2 separate regions of the Homo sapiens genome follow, and region 1 is linked to region 2. A link is an interaction called in ENCODE POLR2A ChIA-PET data of the cell type or tissue named here. Cell type or tissue: HCT116. All regions are shown on one strand. Links, peaks and the distances in the headings refer to the core of each region. The heading gives the core; the rest is flanking DNA.

Region 1 (2,896 bases), core at 84-2,583, 570 kb before region 2:
TAGTGCTGTTCACTGGATTTGGCATCACCTCTTGCCTGTCCCCGCAGCTGGACTGAGAGCAGGACAGTCCTTACGTGCATCTCCCTCATCTCAGAGGATGGCTCAGTCTAGGCTCGGGCTGTGTCTGCCCACAAGCAAGGCATCTTCGTGGCCTGTGTAGAGCCTCCGTTAATTCGTGGACTCGTTCCACCTGACTCGTAACGAGCTCTTGCTGTGCACTGAAGACTAGTTGGAGACTTCGCACGTGTTAACTCGTGGAACCTACAGCAGCCCTGTGAGTGGCTCTGTTATTTCCACTCTTCTGGATAAGGACACAAGCCATGTTGCTTGCTGAGCCCCACAAAGCCTGTGTGTGGCAGAGGCTGGATTTGAACCCAGGGCCCCTGCTCCCAAGGCCTGGCTCTTAGCTGCTGCCCTCCTTTGAGCTGCTCAGTTGCAGCAAGAAAACAAAAGCTCTTTTCACTGGAAGCAGCTGTAGAGCTGTGGTGGTTGTTAACGTGTCCTGACAATCCTCTTAAAAAGGCGCCTTTACCTGCTTAGCAGATGGGGCTGAGGTTTTAAAGCGTGAAGCCTTGAGAGTTAGTCTAGAATGCTCCCATTTCTTCACGCCAACACAGTGCTCATTTGGAGAGGGTGTGTCGGGATTGGGACTTGGTACTTGGTGACAGGATCGTGGTGGGGGATTGGGGGTACGTGGCCCCCGGTGTTGCTTCTGTTACAATTGGCTGCCCACGCTCCGGTGAGAAGAGAATCAGCATCGAGTTCTGTGTGTAATTCTCCTTCCCCCGCAACACCCACCTGCTACTCTCACAGAAGAATCTTACGCTTGGATTCCTGTGCGTCGTGGAACTGCTCGGTGTGTGAGTGAGGCTGCTGATTTGCCAGGCAGCAGCACGCTGTTGGGAAGCTGCACAGGAAGCCCGGTCTGCAGGCCCAGGTGGAGGCCGCCAGGCCACGCTGAGGCATCGCAGTGGGCAGCACGCTGCACCCTCACAGCTGTGCACCTCGTTTCCAGAAGTCACTGCAGCAACTGCAAAGGAGAGGCAGGTGTAGCCAGTGCCGTCCCATTCCACAAAGGTGGCCTGAGGCCCACACGTCATTCTGATGCCCCTACAAGAAAAGAAACACAGTGAGAAAACTAAACCACTTCCTGGCATATTGGAGTTTACCATGATGTGTCCCTGGGCTTTTTCTGATGCCTAAGCAGGGTTTGTTATCCAGATGATTTCTGGCAAGATTTCTGGCAAAATGCAGAGGCCCAAATGGCAGGCCTCTGGATGCCACGGGCTCTGACTTAAGGGTGGCTGAATATTGTTGCCCTAAGACACGTTCTCTTCACTAGGCCTTTTCCTCTAGAAAGCCTAAGCAACCAGACATGGTTCTGAGTGGGCCTATGGCCACGTGGCCCTGGCCCGGCAGTGACCTGTGGCTCTCCCCCTGCCCTTTACCCCACCACCGCCTCCCCCCCTCCCCCGCCCGCTGTGCCCCACAGATGTGTCTGGGAAGCTGAGGATCTGGGATACCACGCAGAAGGAGCACCTGTTGAAGTATGAGTACCAGCCTTTCGCTGGGAAGATCAAAGACATTGCTTGGACTGAAGACAGTAAGAGGATCGCCGTGGTCGGGGAAGGAAGGGAGAAGTGAGTCACTCCTCTCAGCCCCTCCCTGCCCTGTTGCTGTGGCTCATGCGTCCATGTGCTATGACCCTGGGAGGGGGATGCGCTGATGTCTGTACTAACTTGCACTCGTGAGGGTTGAGCTCCCAGTAGGTGCCGGGCCCCGTGAGGGCTGGCTGCAGCCCCAGGTAAGGTAGAACTCCACATCACACTGGGTTTGTCACCAGGGCCCAGCACTCATGTATCTCCTCTGACGTCCTGAGTGCCTTGCCTGCTAGAACCCCAGCTCTCATGCCCACCTGCAGGCAGCAAGAAGGGGACAGAGTGAAAGAGCAACAGCACTTCTATTCGGGGTCCCTCACAGCAGCTGCCCCATGAAGCTGCCAGGGAGGCTGAACTGTTTCTTCCAGCTGGGCACCTCCCCCAAGGGTCTCTGATGGAGGAGGGAGGGGCAGTGGATGCTGGCTGGGTGGCACTGGGTGGCTACTGACCTCAGGGGCCTAGTGACTGGTGAGGTTGGTGCCGAAACCCAGGTTTTTTTAATTCAAGAGAGTCAGAGTCCCCCCTGCAGCACCATGGCTGGCCATAACCCCTTGAACTTGACAGTGGCATGTCTGTTCTTCACTGAATGGCACTTTCTCGTACATGTTCTAGTAGGTGTTTTTCCATGGCTTCTCAAGTCATTCCTGTTGGTCTTAATTCCTTCTTTTTTCAGTAGCAAATAGTAACTAAAACAGTGTTTTTGTTGAATGTCAGCCAAGAGCAGGGCATCTCATTCCTGTAGGGGATGGTAACTGTTCCCTCCCAATAGAACTGTAAGGAGAATGGTGAAGCTGTAAAGATAGCCCTGGGCCCTGTGGCGTGGGGCCCCACAGACACACACATGCATCCCCTTCCCGAAGGCGCCGGCTTGCCCCATCTTGTTCTTGGGTCCTTTGGACAAATGCCTTGTGGAGCCAGAACCCCAGTGCTTCCCTCATTTGTCCCTGTGGCGTTCTGAGCTGCCTGCTGACAGTCACTCCATCCTCTGTGCACTGGCAGCTCAGCTATCAGATTGCTTACCAGCCTTCTGGGATTGATTTTTTTTTTTTTTTTTTGTCTTCCACCTGTGTCATTGGGTCAAGGTTTGGAGCAGTCTTCCTCTGGGATAGTGGCTCTTCTGTGGGCGAGATTACAGGACACAACAAAGTCATCAACAGCGTGGACATCAAGCAGAGCCGGCCATACCGGCTGGCCACGGGAAGCGATGATAACTGCGCGGCATTCTTTGAGGGACCCCC
Region 2 (2,896 bases), core at 251-2,750:
GAGTGAGAGGGACTTCACGCAATAAAGTTTCCTGGCGTTACACTGCCACCGTAATTGTGTCGCCGACCAGGACCTCTCCTTTCTCACCCTTTCCGTGATCGGCCGTGGAAACCCTTCCAGAGAACTGTCCTCCTTCTCCCGGGATCTCAGAGAAAATTCACCTGAGTTCAGTGTCCAGGTGACCCAAGCTCTGAATGCAGTAAAGTGCATGGGGAGATGAGGATGTCACCATGAGCAAGCCTCCCAGACAGCATCCGGGAGCAACCCCAAGACTGGGCAGGGGGCTCTGATGCAGCCCACGGCGAGGAGGGCTGCCCGTGCTGCCTAAATGGGTTCAGAATGAAGGTCGCCCTCTCGCCCATGTGGGGCTCATTCACCACGAATCAAATGATTAAGACAAGCTCAGCTGACTAAATGGTCAAACATAAAAACATGTGGAAGGAACAAAGAGGTCAACCCCATTATCCATCAAAAACCATCAAGGTGGCGGCCCTCACTGAGGGGTACAGCTCTCCAGCGGGCCCTCATCTGCCCTCCAAACCCATGTGCCTCCCCAATGGAAGGCCAGCAAAGCCACACAGGAAGAGTTGGGGTAGGAAAGCAGAAAGTGAACCCCAGGAGGCCAGGCTGGCCACGGAGCCCCATCGCACACACACAGGCCCGGTGACTCAGGGGCCCACGTGTGCAGGACACCGGGAGCTCACAGGGACAGCGCCCCAGGGGATGCAAGGAACTTTGCCTTTCTGTCCCTCTCTGTAGGGATGGAAAGAGGAGAGCGATTTCTGGGATGGAAGCCATCTGCCTCCTCTCAACTCTCGTTGTCCAACCAGAAAAGGAAGAAAAACAGGAGGACGCGGGGCAGGTGAGGAGCTGGGTGAGCGCCACCAGCCCGCAGCCCAGCAGAGCAGGGCTTGGCCAAGCCCGGCGCCAAGGACTTCCCGCCTACCCCCACCACAAGCCCCTCGCCAGGTGAGAGGCACCGACAGAGTCCCAGACAGATGCCCCAGACAGGATGCCCAGCACGACCCCCCCCTTCCCCTGCTGGGGGCACCCAGGACGCGGGGCTCCCCTTCCCCTTTTGGCCAGCCGCAGAGTCCAGCGGGTCTCCCAGCCAGGGACGTCGTGGGAGAATCAGGAAGTCGAAGCCACACATCCGAGAAGGGGCAGCTGGCGTCTCGGAGGCCGTCACGAGCTGTAACTCCGCGCCCGCCGGAGTTGCCGCTCAGTTACCAACTTCAACCCGGGGCCGGCCACTGAGCCTCCCGCCGCCCCTACCGCGCACCCCCGGACCCCCACGCCCGCGTCACTTACTCCTCTGCCGTCGCCACCTGTCTGGGTGCCGGTCTCCTCCCTGCCTGGCCGCGGCGCGTCCTCCCCGTCCTCGCAGTCCTCGGGCTGTGCGCTTCCCCCTTCCAGCCCCAGCCGCAGCCTCTTCTCCTCGGGAGGTACGTCGTCCTCCTCCCTCCTGGGCCGGCCATCCCAGCCTCGGGGCTTGCCTGTGGCTTTGGAGCTGCCGGAAGGGCTGGCCATGGCTCCGGGGGCTCTGCCTGCACTTGGGTTAGAGGAAGGACCCGGCGCGAGCGGCCTCTGGGCGGAGCTGGGGCGTCTGAGCGCGAGCTCGTTGGGTCCGCGCGGCGCGGAGCTGGGCAACGGGGTCGGCGCGGGCTCCTCCGCCGGCCGCTCCTGGCTCTCTGGCGCCCTCTGCTGGCCGCTCGCGCGCACCGCGGACACGCCGGGCCGGGGCCTGTTCCGCGCTCACCTGCCCCGGCCCAGGTGGTCGCTGTCCCCTGCCCGTGGCCAGGCCCGCTCCGGCCAGGCCCTGCACCTCCTCCCCGCCCCAGCCAGTTTGCACCCCGAAGGTCTCCCTGCCCAAGGAGGAGAGAAGAGAAGGGACGCCCCGAGAGGGTGGACATCGGCCACAGCCATCTTGTCTTTGCTCTTACCCTGTGTCTTGCATGATTTGGAGGTGGTGGGAAAACCGAGGCTGCTCAAAACTCTTGGAGAATTCCGCCTGCAGGATGACATGAATGCACCTTCGCATTGCCTACCAACAGATCTTTTTTGAGCATCACTGTGGACCGGGCGTGGTGATGGGGGAGGGGATATTGTGGTGAACATGAAAGGCATGGCCTTCACCCAGTGGGACTCAGCGCTGGGTGAGAAGGCATTGAGAATGGACATTGTCAATTGGGCCAAAGGAGGCCAAGGAGAAGTGCTGGGGGCATGGGAACTGAGAAAGACAGGAGGCTCAGCAGGTCTTGGAGCTGGGAGAGGGACAGCAGCAGCGGCTGTTCCAAAGGAAGCAACAGCTGAGAGAGGTCTCAGAGAGTTGTTCTCAGCCCAGTGGAGGGTGTTCAGGCAGAGGGTTCAGCGTGTGCAAAAGCCCAGAGGCTGGGAAAGAAGCAGAAAGAAGACTGTGAGGCTGGAGCATGGTGGGCAAGGGGAGAGAGGGGTTGTGGGCGGACAGATTGCCTGGGACCCAGCCCTGCAGGGACAGAGGAGATAGGGGATCCTTGCAGGCCCCCAGCCGGGGCTCAGGCACAGAGACAGTGCAGGTGGGCAAAGGGAGGAGACGTGGAGAAATATTTTGGAGGCATGCCCTGATGAATGAGCCCAGGATGCACCCTTAGTGTCAGTGTGGAGCTCCTTCCTTGGCTGTGTGATGAGCTGAACCCTTGGGTATTTTATGGACAACGAGGTGCTACACCAAGAGTCCAGGACAGGCTAAGTGAGCACCAGCAGCTCCTGGCCTACCTCAAAAGCAGGAGAGACAGGGGAGACCGGGGAGGCCAGGGAGGAAGGGGAAGCCAGGAAGGCAGGAGAGGCCAGGGAAGCAGAGGAGGCCAGGGAGGCAGTGGAGGCAGGAGAGGCTGGGGAGGCTGTGTCCTTTCCATGA

The links. Peaks named below come from ENCODE experiments on the same cell type or tissue, not always from the same donor. Only the 100,000 strongest peaks of a DNase experiment are listed, where the experiment ranks them.
Region 1: POLR2A ChIA-PET joins it to region 2 with 5 read pairs; 1 of 35 experiments calls an interaction of 5 or more read pairs at or near these places.

Annotation. Positions count from the first base shown.
Region 1 is chr4:10,097,736-10,100,631 of GRCh38, reverse strand. WDR1 (WD repeat domain 1) reads left to right here. Exons shown (of 15, transcript NM_017491.5): 4 at 1,493-1,640; 5 at 2,741-2,896. Among named protein-coding and RNA genes, the nearest start is that of WDR1, 18 kb to the left of the region's middle. In HCT116, for the core only: no CTCF peak of the experiment used is centred there; a DNase peak (open chromatin) is centred at 1,591; H3K27ac peaks cover 641 bases.
Region 2 is chr4:9,531,063-9,533,958 of GRCh38, reverse strand. It overlaps the pseudogene LOC101928948. Among named protein-coding and RNA genes, the nearest start is that of MIR548I2, 24 kb to the left of the region's middle. RefSeq lists an enhancer at 6-882 and silencers at 1,407-1,476, 1,487-1,796. In HCT116, for the core only: a CTCF peak has its summit at 1,729 (motif pointing left); a DNase peak (open chromatin) is centred at 1,598; H3K4me3 peaks cover 1,840 bases; H3K27ac peaks cover 972 bases.